2 separate regions of the Mus musculus genome follow, and region 2 is linked to region 1. Evidence: chromatin loops called from intact Hi-C (ENCODE). Cell type or tissue: gastrocnemius. All regions are shown on one strand. Each heading gives the region's core, and the rest is flanking DNA. Links, peaks and the distances in the headings are about the cores only.

What was found. A loop is a pair of places that touch in the nucleus more often than their neighbours do. Peaks named below come from ENCODE experiments on the same cell type or tissue, not always from the same donor. Only the 100,000 strongest peaks of a DNase experiment are listed, where the experiment ranks them.
Region 2: it touches region 1 in a loop (4-fold over the local background); 19 of 42 quality-filtered maps call a loop at or near these places.

The regions. Positions count from the first base shown.
Region 1 is chr14:55,778,227-55,784,144 of GRCm38, forward strand. Adcy4 (adenylate cyclase 4) reads right to left here and starts at 5,846. Exons shown (of 26, transcript NM_001361604.1): 1 at 5,666-5,846; 2 at 5,294-5,484; 3 at 3,609-3,806; 4 at 3,354-3,515; 5 at 2,594-2,743; 6 at 1,671-1,819; 7 at 1,477-1,588; 8 at 709-836; 9 at 416-574; 10 at 55-187. The coding sequence starts at 5,452. Gm32092 (a long non-coding RNA gene) reads left to right here and starts at 5,853. Exons shown (of 5, transcript XR_874644.2): 1 at 5,853-5,918. In gastrocnemius, for the core only: a CTCF peak has its summit at 3,209 (motif pointing left); a DNase peak (open chromatin) is centred at 3,255; H3K4me3 peaks cover 2,348 bases; H3K27ac peaks cover 2,100 bases.
Region 2 is chr14:55,861,090-55,866,548 of GRCm38, forward strand. Nynrin (NYN domain and retroviral integrase containing) reads left to right here. Exons shown (of 8, transcript NM_001040072.1): 2 at 1,864-2,522; 3 at 2,644-4,044; 4 at 4,870-5,000; 5 at 5,122-5,218. Among named protein-coding and RNA genes, the nearest start is that of Nynrin, 9.7 kb to the left of the region's middle. In gastrocnemius, for the core only: a CTCF peak has its summit at 2,895 (motif pointing left); DNase peaks (open chromatin) are centred at 2,161 and 2,894.

The DNA.
Region 1 (5,918 bases), core at 354-5,353:
GTTGACTAGGTGGTCTGCTTGGTCTAATCTGTGAGGTCCGAGCTGAGCTTTTACCCGAGGATCAATGACCAGGTATGTAGGTTCTCCTAGCTCCCGAAGGTATGGGTCTCGGTGTTCCGTGTCTGCCCTCTCCACAGCATAAGCTCCTGCTAGCAGGGCCAGCGTGGCCCCTGTGATGTGCACTCGTCTGGAAGTAAGGAACAGTGAGAGTCAGGAGGAAAAGCCTCGAAACCTTTAGTTTCTTTCAAAAACTATTCCCAGAGCTGTGTCCTCAAGAAAGGACCCATGTTGTAGGGAGGGCTGCCCAGCATCTCAGAATTTCCCTGCACTTGTCTGAAGGGACTGTGAACAGGATAGCAGCCTGTGAGAGACTCAACCGGCCATTTGAGTAGCTGTTTCAGGCTCCAGGACTTACCCTGGTACACCGCCTGCTTCCATATGGTTGGCCAATGTGACATCATGGGACCAGACATCATACTGCCACTTCTGTAGCCCAATGACTCCACAGAGAACGCTGCCCGAGTGCACGCCCACACGCATGTTGATATCCACACCGGTGGCTACCCGAAGTTTCCTGAGCAGAGTGTGGGACAAGCTTAGTGCTGCCATGATTCTCCTCTTCTCCAGGAGGACTGCCACCCTGCCTCCCGCACCCCCTCCCCAACACCTGGTGCTCTCAGTTTCTCCTGCTCACACACGAGAGCTGACCTGATGGCCCGGCACATGTCCAGCCCCATGCGCACACAATTGATAGCGTGGTCAGGCAGCGAGAGGGGCAGCCCGGAGACACAGTAGTAACAGTCTCCCAGGATCTTGATCCGCATGCATTCGTGCTCCTGGGAGTATGTGTGTGGGTGTGTAGAGGAACCTGGTTAGAGGCCAGAGGGGTAGGAGGGAGTTGGGGGAAGTTGGGGAGCAACTGTGGCATTCCTGGAGAACTTCTGAGGTTTGGAATGTCTAGGTCAGATCTATGGCGTCCCTTGATATGGGACTGAGGTCTCTCGGGCAATGTCTTCATCAGAAGGAATAATCAAAGACTGGAGTGTCTGTGGTTCTCCTCAGTTTGGGTAGATGTACAGTGCATTTCTATCAGCTCATGATATCAGGATGAGAAGCAAAGAGGCAAACGCCTCTTTAGAATGTAGCCGTCCACCATCCACCATGCCTGATTAGGTGCTAAGCTGTGCTATAGGGAACAGAAATTCCTCCTGGAGAGGCCTCCCAAGGAAAGCATGTCTGGAGATCTCTGCACAGATGTGGAGGTATCATGCTTAGGAGATCAGATGTGGGGAGGTCTCTCGGGGATGGTGACAGTTTCCCGAGTGGGAGTGTTTGTGAGCGGTTCTTAGTTCTACCGCATTATTTGGGAGCTTGGCCTGGCTACAGTATAAGACTTCTTAGAAGATGTGTGCTTTCCTTGCAAGAGGTTCCCTAGCGCCCCCCGCCCCCCGGGGTGGAGAGGGAAACCCCTCTGACCTTGGCAATTTGGTCGAACTTGCCAAAGAGCTCATTCAGCATGAGCACCAGCTCCTTCGGGGAACACTCGCTGGCCAGCCGCGTGAAGCCCACGATGTCAGCATACAGCACACTGTACATAACGGGGTGAGCCATGGTAACAGGGCCAGGGCGGCAGCCCAGGGGACCTCCCCTCCGGCTGGCTTGCCTCATACCTCACTCCTTGGTGCCTCTTGACATACAGGCTGTGAAAGTTGTTTGTGTTCTCTGGCCGTGAGCGCTGTCCAGCCTGCAGCCGGGCCATGATCTCTGCTTTCATCTCTCGGGCCAGGTAGGCAGGAAGGATAGACAAGAGGAGGTGCTCCTGGAGAAGGCCCCATGAGTGATACCCCTCCTACCCTGCTGTGCCCTATAACCAAGAACCCTGGCCCTTCAAATTATTCAGGCTCCCACATATTACATGCTATCTACTAGTAGCTCCCCGACTCTTCCAGTCCACCCAGCAGGACTCCAGCACTCCAATCTGTCCTGGTCACTTTTAGGGACTAAAGTCAACACCTAAATTTGAAATCTTCCTTTAATATAATAACTTTCACCACCACCACCACCACCATCATCATCATCATTTTGAGACAGTATCTTACTATGTATTTCTCTGGATGGCCTGGAATTCACTATCTAAACCAGGGTGGTCTCAAACTCACAGAGGTATGTCTGTCTGCCTTTGCCTTCCAAGAGCTGATATTAAAGACACAGCACACCACTACACCCGACCAAGATTTAATTTATCATTGTTGAATGGTGTATGTATTTGTGGGCGCATGTGCCACAGTGTATGGGTGGAGGTCAGAGGTCAGCTTTGCCGAGTTCCTTGTCTCCGTCCACCTTTGCTTAGGTTCTAGGATCTGAACTCACCTCCTCAGGTTTGTGCAGCAAGGGTCTCACCCCCAGCTATCCCACTGGGTTTCAACTGGTGCCTAGCAACAATCTCCCATGGGCAGGCAACAGTCACAGTTGTATAAAGGAAGAAAATACTTGAGGAAGGCAAATGAATTACCCAGAGCCACTTAGAAAGAAGGTGCTAAGAAGCTGCTCTTTCTGAGCTGCTGTCCCTTTCTGCCTCTTAGGTCCTACTGACCTGGTGCTTTTTCTCAGTGTCCAGCCTCCGGCGTGAGTGCAGAGAGCTAAGAGCCTCCCGGAACGTGGCCCGCAATGCTCGCTCCATCAGGGCCTTGTGGTACGCTCCCACCACGTTCCCACACAGGAACAATACCGCGTTTGCTGCCAACTGTGGGCAAAGGCCAGACTTAGAAAGTGTACCACTCCCCTATCTCTAGTCTGTGGGGGAGTCTATCTGTGTAGCTGGAGTTGGTTCCAAACACAGGTCGAGGAGAGCTGGCTCTATGGTTAAGGACCTAGGTATCTCAGAACAATAGGAGCCACTTTGTGACATCCATCCGGAAGAGTTGGTTGCTTTCCTTCTCTGCTCTCTGCTATAGACTCTTTCTTGGCTGTGGAACCAACCTGACCGCTTAGGCCTAGCTATCTTGCATGTATATTTCCTCTGTCTAGAGTGCTATTCTTCCATATTCATCTCCTGAGCCCATTCCAGCTGCAAGAAACTACTCCAGTTCTGATTCACGTTTTCCACGAATGCTCCTCGGTTTACTTCTGTACCCGCGAGAGAATCTTGACTGATTTCCCAATGGCTATAGTGCCCTCTTCTGACAAAGGTAGGCATGGTGCACTGATGTAGCAGCGACACTAGAGGTCGCTATAGGGGTGTTATCAATGCTTGGCTCCTGCGAGGGCCGAGCCATGTCTTGGATAATGCTCACAGCATTACTAAACAGCTGAGCCAGCTCTGGGCACACTATCGGCACCACTTGCATTTTTACCTGTGGTAGCAGAGCTCTCTGTGACTCAGGCTGCCACCCAAGATACAGTCCAAGGACCAGCAGGTGCGAGAGGGATGAGATGACTCCCGCAGCAGCAGCATCCCGCATGCCCAAGGGCAGCATGGCGTACACGGTGAAGATGATGAAGAGGAAAAAAGACACCTGGAGAAGGGTGTGGGAAGCTGAATGCCCGTGATGTTGCGCCCAGGGTCTAAATTTGAGGTTCACCTTCCCCCAAGCCTTGATTTTCCTCACCTGGTCCCAGGCGCTCACCACACCCCCAGTGAACAGAAATCCATAGCCCAGAGCCAGTAATGCAACCCATATGAGACCAGAAAGAGGTCGTGTCCATCGCTGCAGTTGCTGCTCCCGGGAAGCAAGCCCCAATAGCAGAGAGAAGCCACCCAAAGCACACAGCACAGTTGTCAGGAAGCTTGGGTCTGAGGTCAGCTCCTGCGGAGAAAAGATATCTGAAGCCAGGCTGGGAGGAGATACTTTGAAGTTCTCTCAAGGTGAGAAAGAGCAAGTTAGGTGTCCTTCAAACCAGCTCAGCAAAGTATCTGAAAAGCATGCGCACAAAGGATATAGGGCTGGTGAGATGCTACAGTGGGGAATGGTGGGGGCCACCAAATGTTCTGGCTTAGTTTGCAGAATCCACGTAGTAAAAGATGAGAACTCATACCTTTGAGTTGTCTTTTGACCTACATACACACACACACACACACACACACACACACAGATAAATGAATAATAATATAAAAAACCATACACAAGGAAACAGGGGCCACTGACACGTGTTTTTCACATTAGATCAAGCCAAGAGAAATTTCTAAAACCCTACTGTTTTATCCACAGAGGTCAGCAGTGTCACCTGGCTCCACCTAATATATCTCAGACATTTGCATGGGACGAGGGAGAGCTACCCAGGAGGCCGGGCTACTCTTGGCTATTTGCAAGCCTGTGCTCTTCTACATTGCAGGTGTGTTAGAGTTTGTTTGTTTGTTGTTTGCTTATTTAGTTTGGAGGCAGGGGCTCATGTAGCTTGGGCTGGCCTCCAACTCACTGCAGCTGAGAACTTTGAGCTCCTGGTCCTCCTGTCCCTATCTCTCAAGCCAAGGGACTCTAGACTTGCCCGGCTATCCCCACAGGTAAAGGAGAACGGTGGCATCGCTTGGCTTTCGGAGTGAATGTCATCCAAATGGCTAATTTGCTTGGGAGAAAGAATTCCTTTCTCCTGAAGCCAAACCACTAAACTTGACAAATGTCTACCAGGGCAGCCCAAGTTTCTGCAACCCCTCGCCCCCCCCAGCACTGAGTTCTGAGTGGCTGCCTTTCCTCTAACCTATAAGCCCCAGTACTACCCTACCTCTCGTCCCTCCTCTTTCAGGACTTGGGGTAGACAAGGGTTAGTTCCCAGTCATTTGCCCCACCTTTCCTCCCAGGAGTGAAAGGGAAACCCAGAGTGGAATAGTTCCCCTTTCTTGCCCAGAATAAAAACGAAAAAACAAAAACAAAAACAAAAAAAGATGGAGGAAGGCAAAAACTATCTTTTGGAAGTCTGTGGGCACAGCTAGCAGCCCCACATTCCCAAATCTGGATAGAGAAAAAGTCAGGAAATGACTCTCCCCAGGGACATGAGTAGAGTTTCCTCTCTGGAAAAATGGAAAATCCGGTGTTGGATTTACTCGAGAACCAATAGAACACAGCGAGAAGCATTCGGGACTCACTTACGTCCTAGTATAGACCCAGAGACTAAGCTTAGAGGGTGGAGAGCTCTGTCACATGTAACCAGAGTCACAATTCATGACGAGGTTCAACGCTTCGTTTTTGGTTCCCAGCAAAGACATTATTAACTAAAAGACCTCGCAAATCTCAGATCTTCAAATGTCCCCAGCCCGAGGCAGCCCCTGCCTAGAGCTCCCACATCTAGCCCATCTTACCCTGCCGCTGGCCCAGGCGACGGCGGGCAGTGCCACCAGCGCGCAGAGCACAATGACCAAAAGCAGTATCAGCAGTGGGTACTGTTGGCTCAGGCTGTAGTAAGTTTCGTAGAAGAGATCTTCGCTGGGAGGAGGCCGGGGACTGAAGAGGCGGGCCATGGTCTTCCCCGCCCCAGCCCGGAGCCCCTGCCCTAGGGATCACAGGGCGCTGAGTCAATAACCTGGCCCGGACCACCGCGCTTTCCCATCTCTCCCGAAGCCACTCTCGGGCAAGCCACTAAGCTTTCAGCAGCAATAGGGTTCCCTGCTAAGTGCTCTCTCACAGGGCTCCCAGCTGTGACAGGACTTCTTTATCCTTCCCACAAACCATACCGTGCTAGTGTCCTGGCTGGAGCTGAGAAGAAGGTGCCGCAGACTCACCGCTTTGGGTCAAGCTCCAGAAGTTCTCTCAGCAAAGCTAGGCTCCAGGAGGGAACCTGGGTGGGATGGCTACTACTCACCTTCGCTGCTTTGCTAGTGGCTCAGGGCCTGCCGGGCGACTGGCACTTCCCTCTTGGCGCCAAGGCCCCCTCCCACTTCCCCGCGATACAGCCCAGCCCCTTCCCGTTCTGGAGCCTGACTCCCC
Region 2 (5,459 bases), core at 460-5,459, 83 kb after region 1:
GAATTGAATTTGGGTGCTCTGGAAGAGTAGCAAACACCCTTAACCCTTGAGCCATCTCTCCAGCTCCTCCCGCCTACCTTTTTGAGGTAGCATTTTCCACTGAACATGGAACTCGCTGACTGACTAGACTGGCTGGCCAGTGAGCCTCTGGGTTGCTTCCATCAGTCTAGGGCAGTGGCTCTCAGCCTTCCCAGTGCTGCTGCCACCCATTCAGACAGTTCCTAATGCTGTGGTGACTGCCAGCCATACGGTTATTTGGTTGCTACCTTATAACAGTAATTCTGCTATTGCTGTGAATTGAAATGTAAATATCTGTGTTTCCCGTTGGTTTTAGGTGCCCCCTGCAAAAGTGTCCTTTGACTTTGTCCACACAGGGGTCGGGACCCGCAGGGTGAGAACCACTGCTCTAGCTCTAGGTGCTGGCGCTCTGAGCTCAGGTCTTCATGATTGTGCAATAAGCATTTTACCCACAGATCAATCTCACTAATCCCATTAGTTTTTTTTTTTTTCAAAGAAATCACCCACAATTTTCTTCTTCAACCTGCCTCTGGCTTTACATAGTCAGGATGTGGGGAACATTTGTTAAGGTGAGAGCTGTATGCACATTTGCTCTCTCTTGGGAGTGAGACCAGATGAGGTTCGGGTGGGAAGCCCATCAGACTTTGTTGGAAGACCCAGGAAGGAGGGAGTCACAAGCTAAAGCAGGGGGAAATGTCCTGTGCCCTGAGCAGAGGTGCTAGTGTGGGCTTCAAGATGGCTGCTAGAGATTTAAAAGGCGGGAGGCGGGAGGAGGAGCATTTATCACGGGATGGAACTGTCAGGGAAGGCACGAAGGTGGGGGTTCTGAAGAGTATGGGTGTAAAAGGTCACGAGGGTGACCTCAGTTCGCTTGGGCTGCTGTCTCAGAGACTTCTTAGGAGCTCTTGAAGATCACTGGATCATGCCTGTAAGTAGCTGAAACCAGCGGCTCTTCCTGCAAACGTGAGGGCTGGTCAGCCTGAGAACTTGAGGCCCTCCTCCTGTTTAGACACTATGTGAATCTGTAGGATATTCCTCTGGACACTGGCCCAGCAACTTATCTTCACCACTGGGCAACAGTTACCATGGTTACAGGTACAGGTTGTGCTTGCTGGAGAGCTTCTGAAGGGGGATTAAGCTGGAATCCTACAGGATTACCTGGAAGTCACTGTGTCAGCCAGAGGAGCTCTCCGGAGAGCTCTGATTTCAGTCAGGTAGACATAGGCTATGTTCTGGTGTAGACATTGTTGAGCTGTGTGCAGTTGGGTAAGCTCTTATGAGTCCATAGAATGGGAACAGGCTGTGCCTGGCCCTGTCCTTGTAAGCCAAGCTCACTTAGCTCACTGAGGCTTCCAGTAGACGCATGAGGCAGGAACGGATGACGAGACGCAGCTGGGAGGGAAGCTGCCCACGTTCTAGGCACATGAGAGTACTTAATAGTGTGTAGCTTTCTTCCCCTCAGGTGCTACACAGTTCTGTGGTGCCAAGGAGGGCCTGGACCCAAGCATATCTAATTTAACTTGCCATGCTATAGGTGAAAACACTGAGGTCCTGAGAAGATGGCAGACTTCCTACAACCCTTCCTTGCCTGTTAAGGCCAAGTTAGAACTAAGCATGAGGTCTTTTGGCTCCAAACTTGGATCTTTTCTTCCCTCTGAGCTCTCATTCATTCTGTCACTGTTCCCTGGAAAGAGGGAGTGGGGCCGAGGGAGAGCATCTGACCTTGGGGGTGTCAGCATGGGTCAGCTTGAGCTTAGTGAGAGGTTAGGTTTTGAGGTACAAGGGACAGATTGGGGTTAGCCACTAACAGAGGGCTGGTCCTTTTTGTTCTATCCCTCTGCCCAGGAATATCTGAAAGGTCTGTGCAACCCAGAGCTATGGAAGGAGGTTCGCTACCCACCAGTCCTGCACTGCGCCTTCCTTGGGGCACAAGGCTTGTTCCTGGACTGCCTCTGCTGGAGTACCCTGGCCTACCTGGTGCCTGGTCCCCCTGGCTCCTTAATGGTGGGTGGGCTGACCGAGTCTTTTACCATGACACAGAACTGGCTGGAGGAGCTGGTGGCACGGTTGCGCTGGGGCCCTGCCCCAATGATCACCCCTCGAGGGGTTTGGGAGACAGAGGTGACCCGGGCTTTTGGGGCTCTGGTGTGGATCCGTTGTGACAAGTATGCAGGAGACTTGCTGCAGCTTCCTCCAGCAGTCCAGGAGCTGCTTCTCAGTTTGGTCCGAGATGCTGCCGGCAAGGAAGACATCATTGAGTGGCTCGGCCATTTTGGCATCTCTGGTACTTGCCCCAACCCAGAGATCCTGATCTGCCTTGCCCGGCAGCAGAAGGAAAGCGCATCCCTGGTGACCATAAAAGAGAGCCCCGGGACGCTCCAAGAGATAGGAGCCTTGAATCGGGCTTCAGAAAATTCAAAGAAAACAACAAGTTCGGGAGCCGCTGGGTCCCTGACCCAAGCTCAGAGCCCTCCGGCGCAGGAGACAGCAGACCAGCTAGCACGGTAAGTACTGGAAAAGGGGTTTTTCTCCGCCCCTGCCCTGATCCTGATCCCCCAGGAAATAGTAGTAATTCGGGACCAAATTGCCATTCTCACCTTTGCCACGAACTTGGACTTTCTCTAGGGACCAGTCTAACAAGCAAGGTGACGAAACGAACAGTGTTGGAGAGGAAGGGACCGCTACACAAGACACCAGCAGCCAGGACTCTGAGAATCCCACACAAGCCCTCTTGCAGCAAAAGCAGGTACCGAAGAATGAAGAGAGAATCTCATTGCTGTTGCCAGTGTCAGCTCTGAGCGCGTACACATCCTGGAAGGTCTGGGCCCCTGGGACAGCCTTTGGGCCCTCGTGGCCAGGGACCATTGCTGCCACCTTCTGGAAGATCAATGAACTGCAGTCTCTTCACCTAGCCTGGCTCCTGTCCCAGGCTTGCTTAAATTTCCCCTTCTGGCAGAGGCCCACGGGCCCCATTCAGCTGAAGCTGCCAGGACGGAATCCTTTGCCCTTAAAGCTGGAATGGAAGCAGAAAGAGCTGGTTCCTCTGTCCAGTGCAGGAAGCCCAGCTTGTAGACCAGGTGGGGACCTAGGGAGGGAGACAGCCCTAAAGCATAGCCCGAGGCCGGAGATTCCCTCCAAAATCATCAGTTTATCGGTGGTGCCAGGGGGTTGTGGTATCAAAGAGAAGGTTAGCCCGGGACTTCTGCAAGTAGGGCAGTCTTCAACATCTGTGGGAGATAAAGGAATTTCACTGTCAGATTGTAAAGGCCTGGAAAAGCCGTTCTCTCTAGCACTGTCCACAGAGCAAGGGGGATCCACAGCTCAAGAGAGGCCACTGGCTCAAGTACCCGAAGCTCCAACGGTGTCTGAAACTCTTCAAGTGGCCACGGCTGCAGAGGTGTCCAACGTTGAACACCCACCCACCGGGGAGGGGCTGCCTGCAACCCCCAAAGTGCCTACAGCCCTAAAGAAGCCAGCAGTGTACACAGAGCCCACAGCTCCCAAAGTGCCTTCGGCTCCAACAGAACCAGCAGCTCCTGCCACGCCCACAGCCCCACAAACTCCTACAGCTCAGAAAACACCTTCAGTGAAAACACTCGCAGGCCTCCAGACCCCCAAAGTTCAAAGTGAGACCATAGCTACAGCAGGGTCTGAAGTTCCCAAAGCGCCTGCAGCTTCAGCAGTTGCGGGGCCGACCGTGGATGTAGCCCAACTCCTGAGTGAGGTTCAGGCTTCAAAGAATAGAGCCATCATGTTGAAGGTCCAGGGAAAGCCCGGAAGGCAGGGTTTCCAGCCCAGTAGCACCGTGCCCTCCAGAAGTAAGCATCAGTTCCTAAAGGAAGGACTTCTTGGGGCTTGGGAGGGGTCCCAGAGGCTGTCACCTCACTCCCAGGGCACCAACATAGTGACCAGCTTCCAGAGGTACAACGAGGCCTTGAACACACCGTTCGAGATGAACTTGTCTGAGGAGCCTGGAAATCCAGGGCTGAGGAGAGTGGTCATTGACGGCAGCAGTGTGGCCATGGTGTAAGTATTTGATGGGCTGGACGTGCTGGGGTGCTGGGTAGACATTCCTTCTAGAGCTTCTATGGGAGTAAAAGAGAGAGGGAAGGGCCCAGGCTGAATGGCTACTGCACGGTAGGTAGTGCGTACAGAATCGTCTTTATTCTTAGGTAGATGTAGATAGAGTCTGAGAGGTGAAAAATTTTACATATGTTTTTTGAGACAGCCAGAGATTTTTTTTTCTTTTTTTGGCCTTTGGGGTCAGAGCTATCTGCTGCAAAGGTTCATGCTCGACCCAAACTGGTTCTTTGGTAGCTCAAACTTCAAGACCTGGCCCCAAACCTAATAGAAGCTTTTCCAGACTTCAACCCACCTGAGAGATTGTTTTGCATGTTCAAATTGTTTGCTGTAGAGGTGTGAGTGCAGAGATGTGCTTCATCTGTCACACGGGAGAGTAGTTATCTGTGCAGATCAGGCTCTTGGCACACAGTAGGTAGTCAGGATTTTTTTTTCTTCTGCCTTTAAGTTCTAGGCAGCTGTTTGAGGGCAGAGCGGCAGGCCAGGTCTGATGGCACATACTCCTTTAAGCTCAGCATTCAGGAGGCAGAGGCAGGAGGAATCTCTGTGAGTTCCAGACCAGCCTTGTCTACGTAGTAAGCTCCATCCAGGACAGCTAGGACTTCAAGGAGAGAGCCCGTTTTAGAGAGAGGTGGCGGAGGGTGTAGGGAGAGGGTAGTGCTGGCATCTTCAGTGCTCTTGGGACATTACCTGCTTGGGTCTCAGGGCAAGGCATGAATGGTGAGGCAGGGTCGTCTGGAACGTAGCTCCCTCATTCCCACCGTCTCACAGACATGGCCTGCAGCACTTCTTCTCGTGCCGAGGCATCGCCATGGCCGTGCAGTACTTCTGGAATCGCGGACACCGAGAGATCACCGTGTTCGTACCCACCTGGCAGCTGAAGAAAAACCGGAGGGTGAGAGGTGAGATGCTCAAGGTCACCTGACTTTTCTTTTCTTTGCCTTTCTGGCCCATTCTTCTACCACCCCACCTTGGTCTTTCCCACGTAGCCCTTTCCCTATCCCTCTGTTGTGTCATCCTCAGAGAGCCACTTTCTGACGAAGCTTCACAGACTGAAGATGCTGTCTATCACTCCCTCGCAGCTGGAGAATGGCAAAAAGATCACCACTTACGATTACAGGTATGCCGGGCTCTGTCCCTCCGTGGGGCTCAGGGTGGACGGTGTCCCACCTCATCTTCTTATAGGGGAAATGGAGGCAAATGCTATGTCTGAGAGCAGGGATTGGCACATACATGAGGAGTTGGCTGAAGGATGGCTCTTCCCAAGCGCAAGGTCGTTACCATCTTTGGAACTCAGGCGGTGTGCTCCCCCAAGTGTCCTGACTTTCTTTCTCCGTGGTCTCTAGAGGTTCATGATCACG